Regions from separate parts of the Mus musculus genome. Here regions 2, 3, 4 and 5 are each linked to region 1. The links are chromatin loops, found by intact Hi-C in ENCODE. Cell type or tissue: left cerebral cortex. All regions are shown on one strand.

Region 1 (5,000 bases):
CCCCCAATTTTTCTTAAACATTTGTTTATTTTATGTATATGAATACACTGAAGCCATCTTCGGACACACCAGAAGAGGGCATTGGATCCCATTACAAATGGTTGTGAGCCACCATGTGGTTGCTGGGAATTGAACTCAGGACTTCTGGAAGAGCAGTCAGTGCTCTTAACCACTGAGCCATCTCTCCAGCTCTTCAAATTTTTTAAGTCTAGAACTCTAACTAAAAATTACCTTTTCAGGGGCTGGGGAGATGGTTCAGTGGGTAAGGTGCTTGCTGCACAAGCAAAAGGACCTGGGTTCAAATCCTGACACCCAGGGTCCTGGCCATAAAAGCTGAGCATGGTGGCACTCACCTGTAATCCCCTTGCTAGAGCTTGTCTCATCATATGGGTGAGCTTGAGGTTACAGAGCCTATCTCAGAAACATAATGAAGAGTGATGGAAAAAGATGCTGACATCATCTGGCTCCTATACTCCTATACACACGTGTTCACACATGCCACATACTTGCACACACATACACAAATGCATGCACATATCCTCCACACAGAGATCACTTTCCACTTCAACTTTCCTATGTTAGCCAGAATTTGAATCCCAAATATGACTGTATTAGCCAGGCAGTGGTGGCACACACCTTTAATCCCAGCACTCAGGAGGCAGAGGCAGGCGGAACTATGAGTTTGAGGCCAGCCTGGTCTACAGAGTGAGTTCCAGGACAGCCAAGCTACACAGAGAAACCCTGTCTCAGAAAACAAAACCAAACAAACAAAAGACCTCGCTGTTCCTCATCTCTGATTCCTTTCAGATCATTACGTCCAGGTCCTCAACTGTAAGCAGAACTGTGTCACGGAGCTGGCTTCCCACCCAAGTAGGGAAAAGCCCTTTGAAGACTTCCTCCCTTCACACTATAATTACCTACAGTTTGCCTACTACAACAGTAAGACCTGCTTTCTCTCTTCTCTCCGATGCCTCAACTAAAGTGTAGCCAGCCAGGCAGGGTTGTGACCACTCCACTTCTTCAGCATGTCTAGCAGCTATGTCTGTGGGAGGCAACATGCCCAATGATTCCTGGGTGTTTTGTCACAAGCCTGTGGCCCAGGTAGCCAATTTCTACTGCCCAGAAGGGAGGAACAGGGGAGTCTAGGACCTCTTTCTTTTGTCCCTTTTTGTTCATTTATAATCTAAATTTGCATGTGAATAAGAATGAATAGCACAGTTAGGATGTACTACTGTTGACACTAGCTCACAGGGCAGGCCCAGTCTTCCTCCAGGGGTAAAGGGACGAAAAATATCCAGAAAAACAAACCCTCAGCAAATCAGCAGTTGTTTACTGGGTACCTACTGGGTCCCAGCCAGAATAGCACATCCAAGAGTACATGGTGTGTGTCCGCGTCGAGTTAAAGAGGTCCTTCTGTCTAGGAGGCTCCCAGCTATTCTAATCTTCCTCTTCTAGAAAGTTGTGTGGAAAATACTACTTTGTCCTGTCATTGTGGCCTCAAGGCTTCTCTGAAACCAGATGCTAAGTGGCTGCTGGTGTCTGGGATTATACCCTTCCCTCACGGCCGTTTGCTTTTCTTCCTTTGCAGTTGGGAACTATACACAAGCTATTGAATGTGCCAAGACCTACCTCCTCTTCTTTCCCAATGATGAGGTGATGCACCAGAATCTGGCTTATTACACAGCCATGCTTGGAGAAGAAGAGGCCAGCTCCATCAGCCCCAGGGAGGTGAGAGACTGGCTTCTGGCTGAACCCAATCAGAAGGAAGATGAGTGCTCATGGGGTGGGGTGGGGTGGGGCCGGTCTTGGACTCAGCTTGTCACTCAGGGTGGGAAGGAGTACCAGGAGTTTGTAGAACATGGCAGAGCCAAATCCTCTAGAGTTCGATGTACATTCTTTGGATTGGCACACAGATTTCTCTGCCCTGATTGACACCCAAGCTAGACGCTGGATGCCATTTGCCCAAAGGCAGTGTTCTTTCCTTCATAATGGGTCTGTTTTGCTCACACGGCTTTCTGTTTCTGTTTTAGTCCCAGAGTGCATTTCTCCTTGTCATTGTCTGCTTTCTTCAATTACTCAGCATTATCCACATCTCTAGAATGAGGAGAAAACTTAGGTACAGACTTCAACTCTGAGGGCCAAGCCACAGTTCCTCCCACACAGCTCTGGAATTGAGTCTCTAAAGAAAATAATCCCACTGTCAGCCCCTCCCAGCTGAGACTGGCGTTCTTGTAGTTATCCTTCTTGTCCACTAGATGGCGGCCATCTAGCTTTAAGAAGGCCCTTCCAGTCTTTGTCTTGCTGGGTTGATACTTTTTCCCTTCCCTGGGATCCTATTAAGAGTCTCTCAGAAGGGAAGGAATGTACTCGTGTGAGCACATTTACCTAGAACTCTCCCCCAGGAAGAACTCTCCCCCAGGCGAGAGTAGCTAATACTGGTTTGCGCCCCCGGCCAGACCGCTCACCCCGCTGGATAGCACGTGTGGCTTGGTTTCTGGCATTTGGAGCAGGAAGCCGATCAGTTAAACTCCTTCCTCATGGGTGACTGTGGTAGCCGACGGGGTGGACTCCTTTAATGTGTTCCTCCTTGAACTGCCTCCACTTTAGCACTGTCTTTTTCTCTCTTCCTTCTGCTGCTTGGATCCTAGTAGGGGACCCAGGGAAAAGATGTGACCCTGGAAGGGACTCAGTTTCCCAGCTCTGGGTAAGCCCCACCCCTGAATACACATGCAATGCCAGAGTGCCAAGCTTAGCTATTCTATAGCTGCCCGCCTTCAGGGACGGATCGAGCCCAGCCATTCTGAGGGGTGGCAGGTGGCCAAATAGAAAGAACATGGGCTTGGGGACCCCAAAACCCAGATAGGATCGCTCTCAATCCTACTGCTCCTAAGGGTCTTTAAGATGAAGTTCAGTCTCCGCCCATGAGCTTCCACTCAGGGAACAGAGGCAGAAGAATCACAAGTTCAAGGTTATGCAGTGAGACCTGGTCTCAAAATTAAAATGGCAGATGGCTCAGTGGGTAAAGGCATTTGCTGCTGAGCCTGGTGACCTGAGTTTGAGCTCTGGCCCCTCACAGTACAAGGAGGAAACTGACAAATTGTCCTCTGACCTCCTCACCTATGTCACAGTGCCGCCCCCCCCCCCACACACACACACGCACGCACGCATACACACAAACACACAGAGAATAAATAGAATAAAAAAATCTAATTTTAAAAAAGGTATTTGCCGGGCTGGAGAGATGGCTCAGTGGTTAAGAGCACTGACTGCTCTACCAGAGGTCCTGAGTTCAAATCCCAGCAACCACATGGTGGCTCACAACCACCCATAATGAGATCTGATGCCCTCTTCTGGTGTGTCTGAAGATAGCTATAGTATACTCATATACATAAAATCAATAAATAAATCTTAAAAGAATGGTTGACAAAAGATCTTCTAAAAAAAAAAAAGGTATTTGCCACATAAGCTTGTAACCTGAGTTCAACCTACAGAACCCACAAAAGGATGGATGTAAATAACAGACTCCACAAAGTCGTCCCCTGCCCTCCACACATGCACAGTGGAGGCCACACGCTCCACAACACACCAAGTAAATAAATAAAATATAACAAGAAGAAAAGAGGGCTCAAGACACAATTCACAGCCTGGTCTACAGAGTGAGTTCCAGGATAGCCAGGACTGCAGAGAGAAACTCTGTCTCAAAAAAAAAAAAAAAAAGACACAATTCAGTTGGTAGAGAGCCTTGCCTGGTATGCCTAAAGCCCTGGGTTCAATGTCAAGGACTTCAAAGGCAGAAATGAAGTCTTTCCATTTTCAGGATCATCAGTTCTTCCATTTCAGAGATCACTGGGGCCTCCTCTCCTTCAGTGTGGCTGAATTACGCTGCCCTCGGGAGTCCTCTTGAGCATAGAGGGGAGACCTTTGGCCAAACTGGGCAACACATCACCTGTGACTGGGAGAAGGCACCTCAGTCCCGTAGAGCAATGCACAATGCCAGGGAGGGCCACCCTAGGGCTGAAGGGTAAGGGCTAAGTTCTAGGAGACTCTTTGTTTCCTCAGAATGCCGAGGAATACCGACGTCGAAGCCTGTTGGAGAAAGAACTGCTTTTCTTCGCTTATGACATTTTTGGAATTCCCTTTGTGGATCCGGTGAGCCAGAGCAGGAGCTGCAGGGAGGGGGAGAGGGGGACACTGGGCACTGAGGGAGTACACGCTGCAGAACTCTGGGGGAGCCGCTGTCCAAGGCCGAGCCAAGCATGGGTGCGTGGGCCCTGAGGACGGGAGACAAAGTGGACAGTGAAAGGCGGTCCTGAGCCATTAAAAGTAATGGTCCCAAGAGCCCACCTCATCTCAGGCAGTGAGGCAGGTCACACACAGATAACCTGAAAGATCAACTCTCTTGCTTGTTTCCTGACCTGCCTTAGGACTCATGGACTCCAGAAGAGGTGATTCCCAAGAGACTGCAGGAGAAACAGAAGTGAGAAATCCCATGGTTGGGTCGGGCTCACGAAGCACTTCAGGCTTCCTGCACCCAGGCAGATGGGAGCCCAGCCAGGGGTTGGGAGTAGGGACACTGGGGTAGGAACCAGGGCTGACCCCAGCAGTCAGTGCTGTCATGCTCACAGGTCGGAACGCGAAACCGCAGTCCGCATCTCCCAGGAGATTGGCAACCTTATGAAGGAGATCGAGACCCTCGTGGAGGAGAAGACCAAGGAGTCCTTGGATGTGAGCCGACTGACGCGGGAAGGTGAGGCAGCAGTGGGTGGCATGCCTGCCCACGTTCACCAGGTGGCAGCACCCACAAGGCATTGCTCAGCCCATTATATACCAGCTTCTGCTTGGGTAGCAGATGCTGGGACTTCCTCCACATGCAACACACTAAGGAGCTGTCATCCAGACAGCCCTGAGAACGGGCCTTTGGCTAAGAAGTACGATCCCCATGTCACAGTTAGACTAGCATAGTCACAGTAAGTATGGAGAGCGTAAGTCCCCTGCCTCCC
Region 2 (5,000 bases), 390 kb after region 1:
GACAATCAGAGATTCTAGCTGGGTAACTTACTGCTTTTATCCAACCCAAGCAAGAACTACATGTTTGTCTCCCTGCCAGTACCCTCTGTAGCTCCTAACTGTTGTGATTTGGACAGCTTTTTGCATATTTGTGTCAGTTTGATGTTGACCACAAGTGCCAGACTGATTTTTCAGACAGAGCCTATTTTGCTGCGAGCAGTTTATAGATACATATGTGTAAATATGTGTACAAATATTACTGAAAGGCTTCAAGTTTTTTCTAATTGGATTATTGTATCTTGAAAAGAAAGTTACTGTCAGTTTTTATTCCTTGTTAGGCCATTTTCTGCAGGATGCTTTCAAATGATACAGAGAGCTGAAAGGAAATCAGTTTTTCAAAGCCCAGTTTCCTTTATTTAATCTTCAGAAATAGGAGTAATCATGAATCCACCGAGTAAGTCAAAGAATCTGGAGTTGGTACTCAAAAACAGTGCAGAGGGCCGTTGTTCCTGAGCAAGCTTGTCACTTGTCATTCGGTGTTGTAGAGAGAGTGTTGTACCTGTCAGTGTGATTCCTCAGCTGCATCTTGGCAGCTCTGAAATGTGTGGGCTGACTGAAACTGGGTATTGCTTGGCTCTTCAAACAAACCAATGTCTCCATAGTCACTTATGTATTTATTATTCAAAAGTGTTATTTTAATATTTATTGCTCTGTGAATGCACAGTTCTGTTGGATTCACTAGGGAGGGATTTGTCTGAAAGCATGGTTATTTTTCTGGATAAAGTTTACAGACAAAGACAATCAGAAGCATTGGTCCTTCTCTTTTATCATCACTCCTTACCAGGTGAGCGTGCTTCCTGTCTTGCTTAGCCTTCCTGCTGGGGGAGACTTAATAGCTACATAGGAATTTCCTGGAATTTGAATCAGTCTATTTAGGCAGCAAGATACAGAGGCTGGGTTTATACAGCAGTGTCCCTGCTGTTGGTAACGCTAGCAGGGGCTGCATGCAGCTCCAGAGTCTTATCTGCTTCAGTCTTGAGTGCAGTGACTGACTGCGTGACCTGCTGTTGGGTCTGTGTGTCCCCAACATGAAGCACCTCAGAGCTTTGATCAGTTGCTTTGTTTTGTGTCATGTCACAGCTAGCATGGGTTGAATGTGTTGATTTTATAATGAAAGTAAAGAAAGGAGATTCTCCTCCCCACAGTGAATAGATCGTTAATTGGTTCTTTACAGAGAGGGAAATCCATTTTAATGAGAAAATAGATTCTGTCAAATCAAGAAGAAATAACTGGTCACCAGTTGCTTGTTAGTGTCTCTGGGCTAAGCAGTGCTTAATCACATTGACTAACCTCAGCGAGTCTGTGGATGAGTAATCTCTACTGGAACAAAGGTTTCTGTGTGTGTGTGTGTGTGTGTGTGTGTGTGTGTGTGTGTGTGTGTGTGTAAGTGCAAGAGATCATGAAAGAGACGGGGCACGGGGAGAGAATGAGAATATCTGTGTATGTGTTAATGGAGTGTTGTCTTGAATGAATCCCTGGGAAGCCATGGGGAGTGCAGGGAAGAAGGGAGAGCCTCGGGCTTCGCTGTTGCTTGGACCCCCACTTGGCATGAGAGAAAGAAGCTCAGGTACAGAGGATTCTCAACCAATAGCCAACAGGCCTCACTCGGAAGGACTGGGCAAGATGAGATGGCTGTCTGCAGAGAAAAAGCTTGGGAAAATGAGGTCCTCAGTAGTTTGCTCAAGTCTCTGTTTTCTAGACACCAAAATGGCTGCTCTGTGACTAGGATTGCTCCGCAGCAGTGTGCACTTTAAATGATTGGGTGTTGGAGTATCGCAGTCTGAAACAGCATGGCTTGATGAATTTACAGATTATGTGAAGCTAACTTCCCATTTGACAATTACTGATTTGCAGTGATCGATATATTTATGAATGTTTAAACTGACCAAGAATGGCACTTGAGGCCACTCACCACTCTTCTGTGATTCCCTGTTTCCCTGGGGCTCAGCAAGCCTGAGTGCCTGGGCAGGGAAGGCTACCTGGTGGGCGCAGAGTCCCTCTAGTGGCCATTTCTGATTTATTTGATGACACACAGCAAGTTCTCTAGGGCTGAAATTAACTGGAGACTTGGGGTAAGGACTAACAAACATACATACACAGATGGGGCGCTCTGTCCAGGAGAAGAGTCCGACTGGCATTTGTGGCAGTGTTTGAAATGTAAATGTACTCCTGTGTGTTCCTGTAAATATTTAATATGTGTCTCAGACGTCCTTTGAAGTGGGAGGGGATCGATCTTGGGATAATTTCAAATGGAATAGAGTATTTTGATATGTTCATTGAAAGGGTGATGTGTACATACTTATATTGTATATATGTGGTGACATGCATTGGCTTTTGTGCAGAAACAACCTGCTCTTGTGCTGCTGTTGGACAGTCAAGTGTTTTAATGTTTCTACAGTTTTCCTATTGCACGATTTCATATTCTGCCAATGGTGAGTGGCACCCATTCTTTGTAACCGTATAGTGCTGTAAAGAAATATTCCAAGTGTCATTAGGATTGTCGCTGCCAGAATTGATATGCATGGATGGCACTTAAAATAAATATATTATGATAACTGTATTTGCAGCCTGATGGTCTGTGTTATTTGCTGCTTGAGGAAGCCAGATTGAAGCCAGTGGCCAGACCATGGAGCCCTCGGGAGTTTGAGACCCAGGCATTGCTGCCCTAGCACTGAACTTAAAGCTGTTTAATTTCTGCACCTCACTTTCCTGAGCAGACACTTGTGCAAGCTCTCCAGAGAGAAAGTCAGAGAAGAGGAAGCCATAGTTCCCACCTTTAATGCGTACATACTTGCCTGGGGTGCCGAGCAGGCAGCACCTGACCGGGGAGGCCACCCCGGAAGCTTCCCTGGTGAGGAACAGTAGCTTAGGAAAGCCTCTTCAGAGACGGCATTGCAGGTCACCCTCCAAAGGACCTGAGGCCAGCGGTCATCTCCCTGACACTGCTGCTCCACACCCTGGCTCAGGCTCGACTAGAGTGAGGGTTGTGGGTTGAGGTAGGAACAGGTTCAAAAAGGCTTAGTTGCCAGGCAAGAAGCATGGAGACCTGCACAAGAAGAGCTCGCCCACCTTTTACCTAATTGTAGACTTAGGATGGCTGTGTGTGGAGTAGACTCCAAAACTCTTCCATGGTTTGCCAAAGCCAAGGAGACAGTACTACTCAGCATGTGTGAAAGTGTGTGTGTGTGTGTGTGTGTGTGTGTGTGTCCTGTTGCCCATTGCTGGCAAGTTTCTGACTAGGGTGTGCTTCTCCTGGTCAGTGGAGGCAGAAACACAGTCAATCTGCGGCGTGCATATTTTCCTCAGCTTTAACATACAACTCTGAGGGCTGCTCTTTATAAATGGCCATTACCAGCTGTGTAAAAAGTCCTGAACAAACCATGGTAGCTCAGTAAGACTTCATGGAAGGGGCATTCAAAACTTGACGCTTCGTTTTCTTATAAAAATGACTATTGCAAGCATATTTTATTGAGAGCATTCAGACCCAGTAAAGGAAGCAACCTGTTCCAAGTCTCTCAGCTACTTGGGGAAATCTGAGGAGAGTCATTGACGTGGCAGCAGTTCAGACTTCCCGTACACAGGTAGGAGGGATGGCTCGAGGTAAATCCACTTGCTTCCAGGATTGACGGTGACCTGAGTTCAGACCCCTTAACTAGTGCTGGAAGGAGAAAACCAACGCCCACAAGTTTTCCTCTCCTCACCGCCCTTCATCCCCTTGTACATACTAACTTGATCTGCTGTCACCTGATGGCGTAGTGGTATCGTGGCACTATGTGTGGAAGAGGGGACAGCTTTGGAGACATGAGGGATGCTGCAACTGCAGCGGACACTGCAAGAGAACAGAGACTTCAAACATTAGAGGGCCTGTATAAGATGGGATATCGCGTGAGCAGGACATCTCACTGTGTGTGTGTTCTTGGCTGGTGTAGGGTGCACTGCCCTTAGAAGCAAGTCTGCAATCTCTTCTGTAGGGATAGGCTACAACCAAGCAGAATAGGCAGCATGTTCGTTTCTTTTATAGTAAATTCAAGAGAAATTTTTGAACTACTTCTCCCTTTCCCTAGGTCTGATAAATTGACAAGTCACCATGGGAAAACAACTGGCTCAATCGAAACCAGATTACAGTTCCATTTCAGGGCAGTGTCCCAAATGTGGACCCCAGCTACTTAGTGTTCTCCCCAATACTTGGTATAGATCATCATATTCACTCTTAGGGAACAGCCCCCTGGGCCTGATAGTGCTATTCCCAACCCCTTACAAAGCATCTGGGCCAGGTGTGGCGACAGAGCTGGTAATAACAGCAGCAATAGGGCTGCATTCCAAAGCTAGTCCTCATAGCCTGTGACCTCTGTTCTCAGCAGACCGCTGTGCTTTTCCAAGTCTTCCTGACTGCCCCTGAGTAGAGGGAGGAACTTAGGAAATAGAGGCAAGGCGGTGGCGAGGTGGCTCGGGAGCCAGGACCATGGTCTGTTCTTCTGGAGGACTTGTCCTAGATCCTTCCCCAGTACCTATGCTGGGTGGCTCACAGCCACTTGGAGCTCCAACCCCAGAGCATCCAGTGCACTCCTTCCTGCACATACACATCATTTTTAAAAGTCATTAAAAGCAGTAAAGCAAAGGCTGCATGGAATGCCTGTGATCACCAGGGGGCAGCCCTGCCTGCTGCATGCCTCTCCTTTCTGGAAGGGTTCCTTCAGCTCTGAGCTGTGCCACCCCTTAGCACACTCCAGAGCTTAGAGAGGAAGAGGCACCTTCCTTCCCTCGCTGTCTGTGTTCCCTTCCCCTGTGTGGTAGTACTGATGGCTGGAGATGCCTGACCCCCTTGCTGTTCTCAGCCTACACGTCATGTGGGGTCTCCACTGCTGCCTTGGCTGGACCCTGATGAAGCTCGTCTCGTCCCGTCGTGTCATGTGTCCATCCGTCCCCCCCCCCTCCCCTCAGCTGACATTCTTGCTGCAGGT
Region 3 (5,000 bases), 880 kb after region 1:
AATGAGGGTCTTAAAGTCCACACTCACTGTGACACACTTCCTCCAACAAAGCCATACTTCCTGATAGTGCCACTCCCTGGGTCAAGCATATTCAAACCACCACACGAGGTCACTGGGAAACTACATTGAGCACCAAGAGTGGGCAGCAGTCTGCACGGCAGCCAGGTGCTCAGAAGATCAGCACTGGGCTGTCTTGACATGTCAGTTAAGCTCTTTGGGCCTTGGCTTCCCTTTCTGTACAGAGGCAAAAAGGACTGGGGGTTGGACAGAAAGGTGGATAATGTTTAGTCTATAAAGTGCTTTGCATCCCCAAAGATTGAAGATGGACTGGTCCTATGGAGGGGCGACGGTAGCAAGTTCTAGTAAAATCCAGAGATGAGACTCAAGACCTTCTGGCCGCCACTCTGTGCTTACATTCATTCTCATTAGAAAGTTATGTTACATGCCTATAACATAGTCAGTTAAGACTGGAAGTTTGAGGCTTGCTTGGGCTATATAGTAAGTCTACATAAGGCAGAAAACAGAAAGAGAAACTGTTTGTTGAGAAGCACCAGCCAGAGCAGGTACAGGGGGACAGGGTATCTGGGTTTAGAGAAACAAAATTGAATGAAACAAAAGTGTGTCGTGTTGAAGCTCATTACTTTGTATGCTAACTTAGAATTTAATTTTAAAAACTGGAAGGAGCTTCTCTTCTGGGCTGGAGAGATGGCTCAGAAGTTAAGAGCACTGTCTGCTCTTTCAGAGGTCCTGAGTTCAATTCCCAGCAACTACATGCTGGCTCACAACCATCTGTAATGAGATCTGGTGCCCTCTTCTGGCCTGCAGGCATACATGCAGGTAGAATGCTGTATACATAATAAATAAATAAATAAATAAATAAATAAATCTTTTTTAAAATCTGGAAGGAAAGAAGGAAGGAGGAAGGAAGGGAGGAAGGGCATGTTCATTCATGCTGTGCATATTGGAGGCACCCTCAGCATTAGGTGAAACTTGTGTGTAAGGGCACATGGGGTGGGCAAATCAGTGCAGAGCCTGATGCCAGCGTACTTGAATAAAAGCCCTGGCTACTGTTCTGACCTGTGAGCATTTAGTGAGCTCTTGATGGGCACCAGGTACAATGCTAGACTCTGGGGAGGCTCCAGTGAGCATGGTTGACTGGTAGGAGGGGCCTGATTTAAACAAGGTGGGTGCTGGCCTCAGGCAGAGGAAGGACTAGCCCTCACTGACAGAAAGGTGTTCCATAAAGTTACGGTCTCAGCCTTCAAAGAGTTGAAGCAAGTCATAGGGTTGAGCCCTGTGTTCAACTGGAGCTGTCTCTTCAAAATCCCTGAGCCTTCAGTGGCCATCTTCCGGCCCTCCATGACCTGTGACTCTGCTGCCCTGCCCCTTTCTAAGCCATCTCTGCTGGGCTTTCAAAGCTCAGCCCTGTCTTTGGTCCTTGATGCTCTGCCCTTGCTGTGTGTGGCAGGTCAAACGGGCATTTTTTTTCCTTCACACCTCTCCCCTGGATCTGCCACAGCATCCCTGAGCAGCCTTCCATTCTCTTGCCCAGCCACCCTACTCTTCACAAACCTATAAAATTCTGCATCCATAGGTCCCCGCTGTGTGCTAGATGTTTCTGCGTATCTTTCTTATCTATGTCTTACACACAGTTGTTAAAATGAGTGCCCTCATTGCCTCATTCCCAGCCTGTGAATGGTCTCGAGAACAAGGCCAGTGGAAACTTAAGATGTCTGTTTCTCCCTCATCCTGACCCCTCCTCTATACAGACAGCTGCCGAGGATGTAGAGTTACTCTCAGAATACTTCGTGTTTCCTGCCCTAGTCTTCCCCAATCTAAACCGTTCCCAAGAGGCAAGTGGATAGTTGCCTCTTGTTGAGATTTTGTTTATCTGCAATGCAATCTTCCATCAGGTCTGGAGTCTTTAAACTGCCCAATGACCGATCGTATGGTCCACATGACCTGTGTGGTCTCCTTTCTTCTCCTTGCCAACTTCCCATACCTTTTAGCACACCTCTTCCTTTGTCCTTGCTGAAAATCCTCCTCCTGCTGGCCACCCTCCCGACCCTGCCTAGCCACGTGCTGGCCAGTAGATGGCGCCCAGCTTCTATAGTACATGACCAGGTGGCATAGGATGCCAACCTCTCTGCAAAAACCCTCTCTGTCCTTACTGTGATGTGGAGGAAGAAGTGAGGAGATCAGCGAGATGGACTGCCTTAGACCCACTTCCGGTTGCCATGATAAAGTCCATGTAGGTGGAGGCCAGAACAGCTGAGGGACTGTGTGAGGAGCAGCAGTGTAGCACGGAAGAGTGGTCAGGGAGTGAGTCTCATGGACCCATCAAACAGAACCTCCCGCAGCCAACTGGAGGTTAGTGGCAGGTGACAGAGAGCCTATAGCATAAACCAACCTTATTACTGAGAAAGAGTGCCGGCCTCAACTTGAAGACTGCACCCCAAGGGCACAAGGAAAACGTGAGGATGAAGGCAAACTTCTTCCTGTGTTTGTACATAGGGTATTCTGGGAGTGCACCCCCCATTGTGTGCAGGTCTTTCTTTTGAACACAAGATGTAGATTAGATAGATAGATAGATAGATAGATAGATAGATAGATAGATAGATAGATAGGCAGGCTTGGAGTGTAACTGTAGGGTGAGAGTGTGATAGTGGAGGTGTGTGCTTGAAGAATGTGTGATTGTAGGTATGAGAGTGTGAGGCTGACAGGGTGGGCAGTGTGTGACTGTTGGTGTGAGGGTGTGACTGAGAGCAAGCAGTTTGTGACTGTGTGTGAATGTGAGGGTGGCTATGGGTGTTTGGGGTGTATGGTTGTTGGTGTGAGGGTGTGAATTGTGATCTGTGGTAAGAGGTGTATGATGCTGACTGTAACGGCATGAAGGTGACTATGAATGTTTGGGGTGTAGGGTTGGCGGATGTTAGAGTGACTATGGATGTTTGGGGTGTAGGGTTGGCAGATGTTAGGGTGACTATGGGTGTTGGGGTGTGTACGACTGTGGGCACGAGGGGTGTATGATTGCTTGTGTGAGTTGTGAGTGTATAAGTCTGGGTTGTGAGGAGTGTGTACTTGTGGGTGTGTAGGCATGAGGCATGAGATAAACCCCCTACTGCGACCTGGAGCTCCTATCTGAGAGCCCCTCTTCGAGCCCATCCTGGTCACACCTCTCAGTCTGAGCAGACTCAGTGCTGTTGTCTCTCTGCCATCGACCCACCTGCCCCTCCAGTGAGCACAGACAACAAGCAGTCTTTGCTGAGGCAATGGGGAGACACATCCCCATCTGTCTTGTGGTGGTCCATGGCTTCTGAGGTAGACAGCTACCAGAACTGCTTCTCCTGCTGTTCTTAACGCCTCCAGTGTGGGATACCAAAGAGAGCTCAGTGCCCCTGGTGCGTTCTGAACCCAGGAAGGCAATGGTGGCCCCTGTTCCTCCCTCTTACACGTGTCCGGGTGGCTTCCTGGTCGGCCACCTTCTTTTGTTGACCCTTGGGGGAGATGACTACATCAAGACTTTGTGGACCCACCAGCCGTTAAATAATGACCCAGAGACTGATTTATTTGTATTATAGCTTAGGCCTTTAGCTTGGACTACCTCACAGCTAGTTCATCTAACTTAATCCTATAATCCTAGCCCACCCCACCCTAGTTCTTTGCCTCACCCTCAGTCCCGGTACACTACCGACCCCCTCCGTGCCCTGCTGTCAAATCCCCACTACTCATTTCATCTCCCAGACACCCTTTCTCGGTGTGAAAGTTCTGCCTAGCTATTGGCCACCTGATCTTTATTAAGCCAATCAACAGGTGAGGGAGGGAGAGTGTTTGCAGAATTCTGAGGCAGGTGGATGATCTGTAAGAATAACAGTACCCAAATCCATCCAGTACTCACCTCTGAGGGCACAGCAACCAACAACTGAATATACAGAGACATCCTTCACACAGTGCACCCCTACAGACAACATGGCGTGGGAAGGTGCGGGTTCTGGTCCAGCCCTTTCTGACTGGGTGCTCTTCGGTGAGTGTCTCACCCTCTCTGAACCTGTTTAGCTCTTCCTTGTGAGGCGATGGTGACTTACTTCAAGTGAAGGGCTTGATGAATGGCAGCAGCTATCACTTTGTAAGTTTTTCTCTCTCGGTGGCTCTGGTGGCCTCCAGTGGCTATTCTCTGTGGCAGAGCCATGGCAGCAGCTGGCTGTGGGAAGGCAGCCAGCAGCCAGCGGGGAATTTGCCACTTTCGTGTCTTCTCCTTTCCTGCCGTGAAAAATCATCTCCTGTGGCTCTGTGGAAAGGGAAGACGCCATCCCTCCTATCTGACACTGGGCTGCAGGAGTCTTTGGTGGCTCCTCAGGGCAACTGAGTCCCTTTCAGCTCTGTAGCTATAACACATCGCTTCCTCCAGTGTCCACACCTGGCTGGATGCAGCTAGTCTTCTGAGGTGGGACTCTGCCTACCTCCTCGCCTTTTTTTTTTTTTTTCCTTTACATGACACCTGTTGCTCACAGGTACAAATCAAACGAAGAGTATATATATGTGCGAGGCCGCGGCCGAGGGAGATATGTTTGTGAGGAATGTGGAATTCGCTGCAAGAAGCCCAGCATGCTGAAGAAACACATCCGCACCCACACTGACGTCCGGCCCTATGTGTGCAAGCACTGTCACTTTGCTTTTAAAACCAAAGGTAAGAGACAGTTAGCTGGGGCACCACCTGCCCATGGCAGGGATCCCCCCCTGGGGGAGCCCCAGCACAGAGCCCTCTGCCTAAGGACTGGAGTACCCCCACATCCTGAACCCCCACATCCTGAACTCCCACCCACTTGGTAGCCATGGCAGAGCAGTGTGGCTCCAGACTGATCCGTGATGCCCACAGCTGCCACAGTCACACAAACTCCTGCCCATATTCCGCAGCCTCTAAGTCCACACTTTGTGGTTCTCTGTAGACCTCATCACCCCTTCCTCTGCATGTCTTCATGGCTCTGATGACCTCTGGCATG
Region 4 (5,000 bases), 170 kb after region 1:
AGATGCCAGCCAAGGCACCCCGGTTTTTTTGTGAGTTCTGCAGATCACAAGTGCTGAGCCATCTACTGTCTACTCTTTTAGACCAAGTGTTTCCACCTGAGCCTTCATACATGTGAATTCTATTATGGAGCTATACTCCCCACCCACTGAAGCCATTGTTATTTAAAATTCCTGTCACTCCCAGCCAGTTAATCCCTTACTGCCTCAAGAATTGAAAGGTTAAGATGTGAGGTCAGCAGGTGTCAAGGTGCACACCTGTAACTCGGGCCGGGCCAGGGCATGGTGGTGCACGCCTTTAATCCCAGCACTTGGGAGGCAGAGGCAGGCGGATTTCTGAGTTCGAGGCCAGCCTGGTCTACAGAGTGAGTTCCAGGACAGCCAGGGCTACACAGAGAAACCCTGTCTTGGGGGTGGGGGGAGGGGGGGGAGAGAGAGAGAGAGAGAGAGAGAGAGAACGAACTAGCATGGAGCTCCCTCTGCTCCCTCTGCAGACCAGGGTGGCCTTAAATTCACAGAGCTCTGCCAGCCTCCGCCTCCTGTTCTGACATGGCAGGTGTTCGCCACCACATCTGGCTTCCTGATGCACTTCTGTCTGGGTTTCTCTGTGAATATGCCCCTCCTCTTGGCAGCACAATCTTTCATCAGCGAAGCTCACAACAAGTCTCCAAGCTCTAAGCCTACACAGCATTTTGGAATAGGCCAATGCTTAGTCTCTCTTGGTTCAATCTTTTGAGACCTTTGGTTCATTAATTAGGTCTCAACAACTTGGGCCCACCCTCCTCCACATGGACAGTCAACGGAACAACTTGGCTGGATTCATGCACCATTTCCCTCACAAAGTACCTTCTGGATTCCACAGTTATAGTCACCAACAAATGATATAGTGACACAGCCTGGCAGGGGTGGGGGTGGGGGTACGGGTCTTCCCTGACTCCTCTCCAATCATCTTACCACCACACAGTCTGTCCCCAGACCTGCTGCTGCTCTTTCCTCACTTCCTGATCTTCTCCCCCTTGCTTGCTGGCTTCCTGTAGGCACTCCTGATATACTCTGAAGAGCGAAGAGTGCAGCAGCACTGGCCACTGGAGCAGCAGCTGCTGCCAGCTGGCGCCTACCCAGCCTGTACTCTGTAAAGCCCCCAGAAGGCTCGTTCCAAATGCAGATCACTTGCTGCTTAATGTTTGCATCGCTTCCAGACAGAGTTCAAACCCCTTTGCTTGGCACCCGAAATTCTCCACAGCCTGGTTCCTGCCTGCTTCTCTCTCTCAGTTCATCTGATCATCATTAGCCTTAGGCTCTTGTACTGGCCGGTTTTGTGTGTCAACTTGATGCAGGCTGGAGTTATCATAGAGAAAGGAGCTTCAGTTGAAAAATGCCTCCATGAGATCCAGCTGTAAGGCATTTTCTCAATTAGTGATCAAGAGGGGAGGTCCCCTTGTGGGTGGTGCCATCCCTGGGCTGGTAGTCTTGGTTCTATAAGAGAGCAGGCTGAGCTGGGCATGGTGGCACACGCCTTTAATTCCAGCACTTGGGAGGCAGAGGCAGGTGGATTTCTGAGTTCAAGGCCAGCCTGGTCTACAGAGTGAGTTCCAGGACAGCCAGGCGATACAGAAAAACCCTGTCTCGAAAACAAACAAACAAACAAACAAACAAAAAAGAAACATCCCTTTATGGCCTCTGCATTAGCTCCTGCTTCCTGACCTGCTTGAGTTCCAGTCCTGACTTCCTTCAGTTAATGAACAGCAATGTGGAAGTATAAGCTAAATAAACCCTTTCCTCCCCAACTTGCTTCTTGGTCATGATGTTTTGTCCAGGAATAAAAACCCTGACTAAGACAGCTCTTAAGTCATTCAACCAATGCTTTCATTATGCTGTTGGCAATTAATTTCTTGACTCTGCACACCCAGGTTCCTCTGCCTGGGATGGTGTTAGAGCATTTCAGAACAAAATTTTCTCCCCGGTGAACTCAGACTTGGTGGTTGGGAAATTCTAAAAATCTAATACAACAGAATAAAACATGCTGTTTGAGTTATAAATTCTCTGATATTTAAAGTGTACCTAAGACTGCCCCATTTAACAGAGCCTGCTCTCTGAAATAGATACTGAAGAAATGGTCATTTAGCCTCTTAACAAGGGTAAACATGGTTTTAAGCCGCCTAAGCTCCTCACATCTAACGGGTGAGGTGGTAAGCTGGAGTGCCGACGTAATAATGAATGGTAGGTGGAAAGAGGACTAACAGCATTTCTGCCCTCTAACTTCAACGGGGGGGGGGGGTCGTTTTCTGGCTCTGAGGAAGGGACTTGCTTTGGGTCACATGGTCTATAAGTGACATGCTAAGGAACAAACAAATATGAGGTCACAAAACTGGAACAGCCCCCATGTGACTTTTCACCCTAAGTACCCTTCCTGCTATAGAAATATAATCCAAACACGTATAACCTTAAACCCAAGAATATGATTCACAGGTTGTTCCAATTCCTAAATAAAATATACTTTTTTTTTCTTTTTTAAAAAAGGCCACTGGGCTTTCTCCTTTTCCAAAAATATGATAAGTTGCTCTTGATTGATTCCCTTCACCAAAAGTGTTTTCTAATTTAGAAACTGAAAGGAAAAAAAAAAGAGGGGGGGGGGCACGGGAACAGTTTCAAGTATCTCCAGTCTGGCAAATCGCACAATCCCCGGGTGTTTGATGTACTTTGGCCTAAAAGTCAAAATTCTGCTATGCGGTCATTTTTGAACGCCATTTTTACAAGTACGAACATATTGCTTAAATTTGTGTCTAACATAGTACCTAACAAGGAACGGAACTTAAACTTTCACATATGGCATATGTGTATACCGCTGTCAAGAAGTTCAAAACTGATTCTTTTCTTTTAATTCTTTTCTATTTTCGAAATACAATAGGTTTGCAACCGTCTCATGTATGCATTTGCATCATTTACTTCACCCATCTCAAGTTCACCCAAGACAGAGAATTTGCAACAGTGCAGAGAAATGGAAACTCTTTACGGGGACTGCTGGGCTGGAGGATGAGAAATGTGCAGCCATGCAAAGCCTTCCTGTAGGGAAGCAGAAGGAGGTGGTCTACAGGTGACAGAATGGTGAAGACATTACAATGCACAGCGTGGACGGGGAAGGGTGAGATGGTTGTGGGGTAAACAGGATAAAGGAGCCGGGTGCTCGGATGGTGAGAGAAGTGGATGGAGTTGAAGGCTGAAAGGCAGAAGGCAACTGACTTGATGATCTCGGATGCTGGTATCCCCAAAGGCCTGCAGAGCTTCATCCGGATGCAAGGTTGCGTGTGACGAAGCTAGTCCCACAGTCCTTTCGCTCGGGCCGCGCGCAGGGCACAACGGTGTCTCTGGGGCCTTTGTGGCTGGGACCTTCGGGGACGGTCAAGAGCACACTTCTCCTGAGCCAACCGTTACCGGGCCGAGCACGCCGAAGCCGGCCAGCACCGCGCGAAGGAGCTCACCGGCGATCCGAAGAGATCTGGAATGTGCACCACGGGAAGAGCAGGTCCGTCCCCGGGCTGAGGTGGGATTTTCCTGCCAGCGCGCAGAAGGAGCAGGGGACTCTCAGCTCCAGCCGCCCAGCCGCTGTCATGGCAACCCCACTCAGCGGGGGACGCGCAGGCGCGACCCGGCGGGAGCCATGGAGACCATGCACGCTTTGGGTGGCCCGGGCCGTTCTTCCTGTGAAGACTGTTGTTACAGCGCACACCATTGGCCTCCAGGAACTACAGACTACCCCATTGGCTCCGGAGACCGCAGTAACCATAACAACAGTGTACAGCGTCTATATAATTCTCAGACTGCGAGTAAACATAGGGTTCTAATTCTCGAATTGTTTCCCTCCAAGTTCAACCTATCTCCTTATATTTGTTTTTCTGTAAGTGACTTCAAAACTTGGATGTGAGAGTCCACGCACATGAGAGTGAGGTAGAATTGAGTTTGGAACCAGCTAGTGTTATACAGTAGATTCCAGTCGGTGCCGCCTAGGCTATAGAATGGAACCTTGCCTTTAAAAAAGAAAAAGAAAAGAGAGGACAGAGAGAGAGAGAGAGAGAGAGAGAGAGAGAGAGAAGAAGAAGAAGAAGAAGGAGAAGGAGAAGGAGAAGGAGAAGGAGGAGAAGAGAAGGAGAAGGAGAAGGAAGGAGAAGGAGAAGGAAGGAGAAGGAGAAGGAGAAGAAGAAAGAGGAGGAGGGGGGGGGGAGGAGGAGGAGGAGGAGGAGGAGGAGGAGGAGAATAGAAAAGAGAAAAGAAAAAAGGCAAGATACTGTGCATATCAGGTCTCAATTTAGGGCCAGAATTTGTCATCACACCTGGAGTACCTAAGGTAAATTTCCACACTTCTGGACTTTTGTGACATGAATTACCACCTCTCTTGGAGCACACAGTTGACATGAACTTTAGGTCTAGTTGGCAAAACTTCCAGAAAACAACAGGCTTCGCCATTGGTACAGTGCTGTAAAAGATGACTTTCCTCTCTACAGCCACAGCCTTGGGTGCTGACTCATCTGCTAGAACTAGGTGACCTTTATGATAATATTCATGAGAGCCCACTTAAGATCATTTAAATCAAGCTTGACCAGAATTACCACGAAGGCTAGAACCCTTAAGAAAGCCTAACTAAGCTAATTGACAATTCTGTTTGGCTTCTTATAGAATGCAAGATAAATATTTTTTTTAAAAAAAGATTTATGTGCATGTAGGTTTACATTGATAAGTTAATGTACATCACAGCTAGAGCCCAAGGAAGCCAAAAGAGGATACCAGATCTCCTGGAACTAGATACAGTCCTTGGGAGCCTCGTGGGTGCTGGGAATGAGTCTTGGTTCAGTAGCCATGTCTTCTTCCAGCCCCAAAGTACTTTAGTGATACAGTTTAGCACAGGCTCAACTTAAATCTTCAGATGTTCTTTTTTCGAGACTCCAGGTGCGTTGTCAAAGCTGGATTTCTGGAGGCTTCTGCTTTTCTGGTATCTAAAACGCCACCTA
Region 5 (5,000 bases), 220 kb after region 1:
CCTGACCACCCGAGTCCTGTCCCCAGGAGCCACACTGTCAAAGGATGGAACTGATTCCTTTACACACACAGCTCCTTGGTGTATGCACCACGGCGTGTGCATGCGCATGCACACGTACACACAATGGATGGGTAAATAAATGTAATTTTAAAAGTTTCAAAATAGCAAATATATAAACAAGCAGCCAGTTATAACTTTTAAAATCATAAAAACAAGGTTATTAACTGAGCCACACTTAAACAGTACCAACATTGTTACTTGCTGGCAAATTTTTGTCAAGGTTTTAGATTTCCCCAAAGATCCTAATAAATAGGGTTGGGAAAAGGGGGAGGTAACAAAAGAGCTCATAGTTTGAAAACTAAATCTCACTACAAGAAACACAGTTGTATGTAAGGGGGCAGCAGGGGCAGATAAGCCAAAAATGACCCCTGGGATTTTTTTTTTTTCTGGTTTGAGCAAGTTGCTGGCATTGTGCACCCAGGAGAAAAGCCCCAGAGAGCAGGGGAAAACCTGTTGGGATACAGTGACTTGGAGATGCTTATGAGACAGAGAGGGGCTGAGAGGTGAGTAACTGGATATTCAGAAAAGGAACCAGAGTTCAAGAGAGAAATTTGATGATTGTCATGTGCATGGTCATGAATACCTTGACAACAGAGATCACGGAGGGATGATGTGTGGAGAAGGAAGAGAAGAAACCCTGAGTGAGGAAACTGAACGCATGATGGAGCAGAGGCAAAGGAGCCCCGGAGGCTGACATGTGGCCTCAGAACTCCCATGATGCCTTGCTTCCATCCAGCTCCCACCTCCCCACTCCCTGTGTTCATTCTACCGCATGGGCTTTATCGTTTTCTCTATACATCTCTATTGTTTTCTGAACCTTGAAAGTAAGTTGCAGATATGGTGCCATTTTAGCCCCCAATATATATTTTATATAAGGAAAAACAAACAAACAAGTGCATTGCCTTGGTCTCACCAGGCAATTGACATAAGTCTGATACTATACAATGAGGACTATAGTCACATATTATCCTAGCTAAGTCTTTGATAACAAGAAACTCCTGGCTGTTGTATTTCTTTGGTCATAGACTTTGGGATCAAGAGGGTATTGCTTCTCAAATGTTCTCTTGCTTTGAGGATTTCAGCCAAGCTAGTCTAAGAAAGAAATATACAAGTTAGACTAAAGATCTGTGTCACTGAGCTAAACTATCCTATGCTTGGTTGAAGAGCACAAGGTGTGGGAGAAACCTATTCTCCGAGTTAGGAAGAGTCTGCAGTGACAGCAGCAGCCAATGGAGAAGCAGTGGGTATCCGTGAGACAGATAGGTGGGAATAGGAGCAGGAAGCTTGGAGGACCCAGAACACCACAGGACACCAGGAATCAAAGGAGAGGCAGTCCCAACATCTTTCAGCTTAGGGCGACTATACCCAGCCCAAAGGTCTTTCCATCGGGCACCACTCTACCCATTTCTGCCAGAGCCACAGACAAGGTGGCCGGGCAGCAATTACTACTCTCTCCTAATACCTCTTGCCATGACAATCCCACTGGCCTATGCCGGAGCTCTGTGGAGTTCTGGATGCCTGGGCTAACCAGAATAAGGACTGAGAATTAATGGTGTCAAGGCATATTGGTAATGTTGCCACATGAGACAACAGCATATGGAAACAGTTTTTGAGATTTTTATTTCTAATTTATGTGCATGAGTATTTGCCTGAGTGTATGTCTGGGTACCATGTACAGTGCCTGTGGAGGCCAGAAGTGGATCCCCTGGGACTGGAGATACTCATGGCTGTGAACCACCAAGTGACTGCTGGGAACCAAACCCAGGTTCCTTGCAAGAGTGGTGGGTGTTCTTACTGATGGAGTCAGCTCTCCAGCACTCCCATCCTTGAAGGAGAGATTCTCTCTTAGTAACTGGAGCTTGGAAACAGTGAGAAGAACGTAGGAAAGAGGGACAGTGTAGCATGTCAGAGTGGATGAACATAGCTCATTCCAGACCCTACAGGGGCAGACATGTGAGAACCACTCCTTAAGTGTATGGCAGACCTCTCCTGCAGCCCCTCTTCTGAGACCCTAGGCCCATCTTGTAAACCGTAATTCGAGAAAGTCACATTCTTTGGTCTTTGTCACTTAGAGTCCACTTGTCCTAGCTACTTTATTCTCTAGTCTGTGCTAGTGACCCCCAGACAACAAGAGCCTCAAAGGAAGACCCTTGTTCAAACAGAGAACTTCCAGAGATGATGTCAGATTAGAAACCTAACTGGAAGACTTGGTGAAAGAAACTCTGGGCAGTAGACACAACCTCTGTCCCTGTAAAAATCAACTGTAGTGTAAAGGAACTTAGCAAGCCAGGTGACATCTCTGTAGGGAAGCAAGAGAAGTTGTGGGGAATCCCATTAGGTTAAGTCTTAACAAACACCTCCAGGGAGGTCATCGAGTCCCCACACACTTGTGCTGCAGGGCAGCGTGACTGCTGAGGACTGCACACATGGTTGGTGGTGAAATCCCAGAGCTGGAGACTCTGAAGCAGATCATGGTAGCTATGCCTGAAGTCAGTAGAAACCTCTAGACTACGGGGGCCACCGTCTCGTCTCCTTCACAACACTGACACTGGCAAACTCCCAGGGGAAGAGATCCAGCAAAGCCTGGGGCTGGCTGGTCCAATGGCCTCTACACTTCCATGGGCAGAGAGTAAGGGGGCTGACATTGGGATTGGGGCAGGCTTAGTGGAGAACTGCAGCAAGGGCTACCTCCACCTCCTCCCCAGGGGTGTAGTCAAAACAGAGATAGCATCAAAAGGAGGAATAGAGCTACAGTGCTCAACTCAGTACAGTTGTACCAAAAACCACATTCCAAAGCTGTCATCACAACTACTTGTAACTCCAGGGGATCTGATGCCCTCTTCTGGCTTCTGTGAGCACTACACTCACATGACAGTCATTCACCCACATGGCATTCATTCGCTCAGATTATATACATATACATAAAGGAAAATATAATTTTTCTTAAAAAAATAAGTATGAAAAGGAAAGAAAGGTCGCTGACAGCGTTTGGGGTGAAGGTGTCTTTGGCTTCAGCGGCTGACGCTCACCCTGACTCTCACCTTGGCTTGAATTCCTGATCTGCCTGCTGCTGCTGGGAATAGCCTTAGTCCAGGGACTTGAGGCCTGTCACCCTGGACAGTCCTATCACAGCTCTTTATCCAAGAAGCCTCTTGAAAGGTTAGGCAAGAGCAGCCGTGATGGTCCCACTGGCCAGTCAGAGCTCTTCGGGTGGATGCAGAGTCTCTCAATCCCGGAAGACTCCTGTCTGCACCAGGCTGCCATTTAAAACAGCTTTTAAGTCTCCCACGTGGTTTGAATTGTAATTGGCGAGTCAGTGCAGGAGAGCGTGGCAGGCGGCCCAGACAAGCTCTCACCATCTGCAACAGTGTTTTCCCCCATCAACTTGACAACAGGGAGCTGTTACAATTCAGACAACACTCTGGGTTTGAAAGGAAAATTATGGTTTTTTCAGAATGCAGCTGGTGCGCCAGTGAATAGGATGGCGTCTCTCTGAAGCATCCCCCTCATTTTATGATATGAAAATAATAAAATGGAGATTCAGCATGTGACTCTTACTTAAACGGATGTCCAAAAGCCACAGCGCACAAAGGCGAGTGAAGCATTCTGGTCCGCAGTAATAATCTTAATAAGAAAGCAAAGAAGAGCAAGTCATTTTAAACTGATTTCTTCCCTTTTGGGGGAGTTAACTTTGTTGTCGCTGTAAAATCGGCTTGCAAATGAGCTCTTTGGCTTTCCAGTTAACGTCTGTTATTTCTTTACAGCACACTCTGTTTACCAGTTGTGCGGGGGAAACCCACAGTGGACTCTCCCCAAGGGAGCTTAGCCTAGGTGTTTCCCATAGGGGAGACTGAGTCTCATAATCACTCCCAAATTTCCCAGGCAAAGGAAACAGATTTTTTTTTCTCCATGTGAAAAAAAGAAGCTAGGCAGAATTAGCAGAAAGCCATGTTGGCAAGTAGTCTGCCTGAATTCAAAAGGATCACGCAAGCTTCTCCAGGTCACTGGCTTCCAGGAAAGCCTTCACACACCCTACCTCCCCAGAGCTGAGGCCTTCCTGAGCTTGTACGTGTTTTCCTTCTCCCGTCACCCAGTGGCACTGCTGTGCTGACCCTTGAAGGATACAAACTTCATCTGTGGTGTTTGCCCATCGTTGTGGTACAGAAACCTCTACCGCAGTGGATTCCAAGCTACCCAGTGTGACATCACTGCACCGTGAGGTAGGGAAGGGATACGGACTGGCATCCTATTAGGTCATAGTCCCATCTCACAAATACAAATAACCCAAGAATGCAAAAGACCAGGGAAGGAACTGTGAGATTTTGAGGTTCTTCCTCCTCTTCCTCCTCCTCTTCTTCCTCCTCCTCTTCTCCTGCTCTCCTCCTCCTCTTCTTTCTCATTGGTTTGTTTTCGAGATAGGGTGTCCCTGTGCATTCCTGCCTGGTCTGGAACTTACTATATAGACCAGGCTAGCCTTGAACTCACTGAGATCTGCTTGCCTTTGCTCTGGGTCCTGGGATTAAGTTTAAATTTTGAGTGTTTAGCCGGGCGTGGTGGCACATGCCTTTAATCCCAGCACTCGGGAGGCAGAGGCAGGCGGATCTCTGAGTCTACAGAGTGAGTTCCAGGACAGCCAGGGCTACACAGAGAAACCCTGTCTCGAAAAAAACCAAAAAAAAAAAAAAGGTTTTGAGTGTTTGCTTATTAAACTCAAGCCAGGGTTTTCATCAATTTCTGCCATTGGATGTAGCCCAGGGTGACCTAGAATGCTTAGTCCGGTTGTCTCTTTCTGGGTGCTGGGATCACAGGTGTGGGCTGTCTGGTTTTCTCCACTGCTGGGGATTGAACTCAGGGCTTCACGTATGCTATGTGGGCATTTTAATTACCAACAGAACCACAACAAACTCAGCCTCTATATGAAACATATTGTAGTCACAGAC

Evidence for each region. Hi-C counts contacts between places; a loop is a spot of excess contacts. Peaks named below come from ENCODE experiments on the same cell type or tissue, not always from the same donor. Only the 100,000 strongest peaks of a DNase experiment are listed, where the experiment ranks them.
Region 2: a loop joins it to region 1, with 2.5 times the contacts of the local background. A loop is called at or near these places in 8 of 42 quality-filtered maps.
Region 3: it touches region 1 in a loop (3-fold over the local background); 6 of 42 quality-filtered maps call a loop at or near these places.
Region 4: it touches region 1 in a loop (2.4-fold over the local background); 10 of 42 quality-filtered maps call a loop at or near these places.
Region 5: a loop joins it to region 1, with 2.4 times the contacts of the local background. A loop is called at or near these places in 2 of 42 quality-filtered maps.

The regions. Positions count from the first base shown.
Region 1 is chr4:119,237,058-119,242,057 of GRCm38, forward strand. It overlaps P3h1 (prolyl 3-hydroxylase 1), which reads left to right. Exons shown (of 15, transcript NM_019783.2): 4 at 808-939; 5 at 1,589-1,728; 6 at 4,060-4,149; 7 at 4,425-4,477; 8 at 4,626-4,747. Among named protein-coding and RNA genes, the nearest start is that of P3h1, 6.6 kb to the left of the region's middle. In left cerebral cortex, CTCF peaks have their summits at 2,248 (motif pointing right) and 4,789 (motif pointing right); DNase peaks (open chromatin) are centred at 2,233 and 4,831; H3K27ac peaks cover 181 bases.
Region 2 is chr4:119,626,521-119,631,520 of GRCm38, forward strand. Foxj3 (forkhead box J3) reads left to right here. Exons shown (of 13, transcript NM_172699.3): 13 at 1-2,599. Among named protein-coding and RNA genes, the nearest start is that of Guca2a, 8.7 kb to the right of the region's middle. In left cerebral cortex, CTCF peaks have their summits at 2,090 and 4,680 (motif pointing right); DNase peaks (open chromatin) are centred at 554 and 4,695.
Region 3 is chr4:120,118,361-120,123,360 of GRCm38, forward strand. Hivep3 (human immunodeficiency virus type I enhancer binding protein 3) reads left to right here. Exons shown (of 9, transcript NM_010657.3): 6 at 4,512-4,687. Among named protein-coding and RNA genes, the nearest start is that of Edn2, 40 kb to the right of the region's middle. In left cerebral cortex, CTCF peaks have their summits at 807 (motif pointing left) and 2,089 (motif pointing right); a DNase peak (open chromatin) is centred at 2,096.
Region 4 is chr4:119,411,899-119,416,898 of GRCm38, forward strand. It overlaps Ccdc30 (coiled-coil domain containing 30), which reads right to left and starts at 3,623. Exons shown (of 15, transcript NM_029286.2): 1 at 3,238-3,623. In left cerebral cortex, no CTCF peak of the experiment used is centred here; DNase peaks (open chromatin) are centred at 3,067 and 3,664; H3K4me3 peaks cover 1,343 bases; H3K27ac peaks cover 678 bases.
Region 5 is chr4:119,457,601-119,462,600 of GRCm38, forward strand. No RefSeq gene overlaps it. Among named protein-coding and RNA genes, the nearest start is that of Rimkla, 32 kb to the right of the region's middle. In left cerebral cortex, a CTCF peak has its summit at 2,909 (motif pointing left); DNase peaks (open chromatin) are centred at 2,913, 3,398 and 4,090; H3K4me3 peaks cover 385 bases.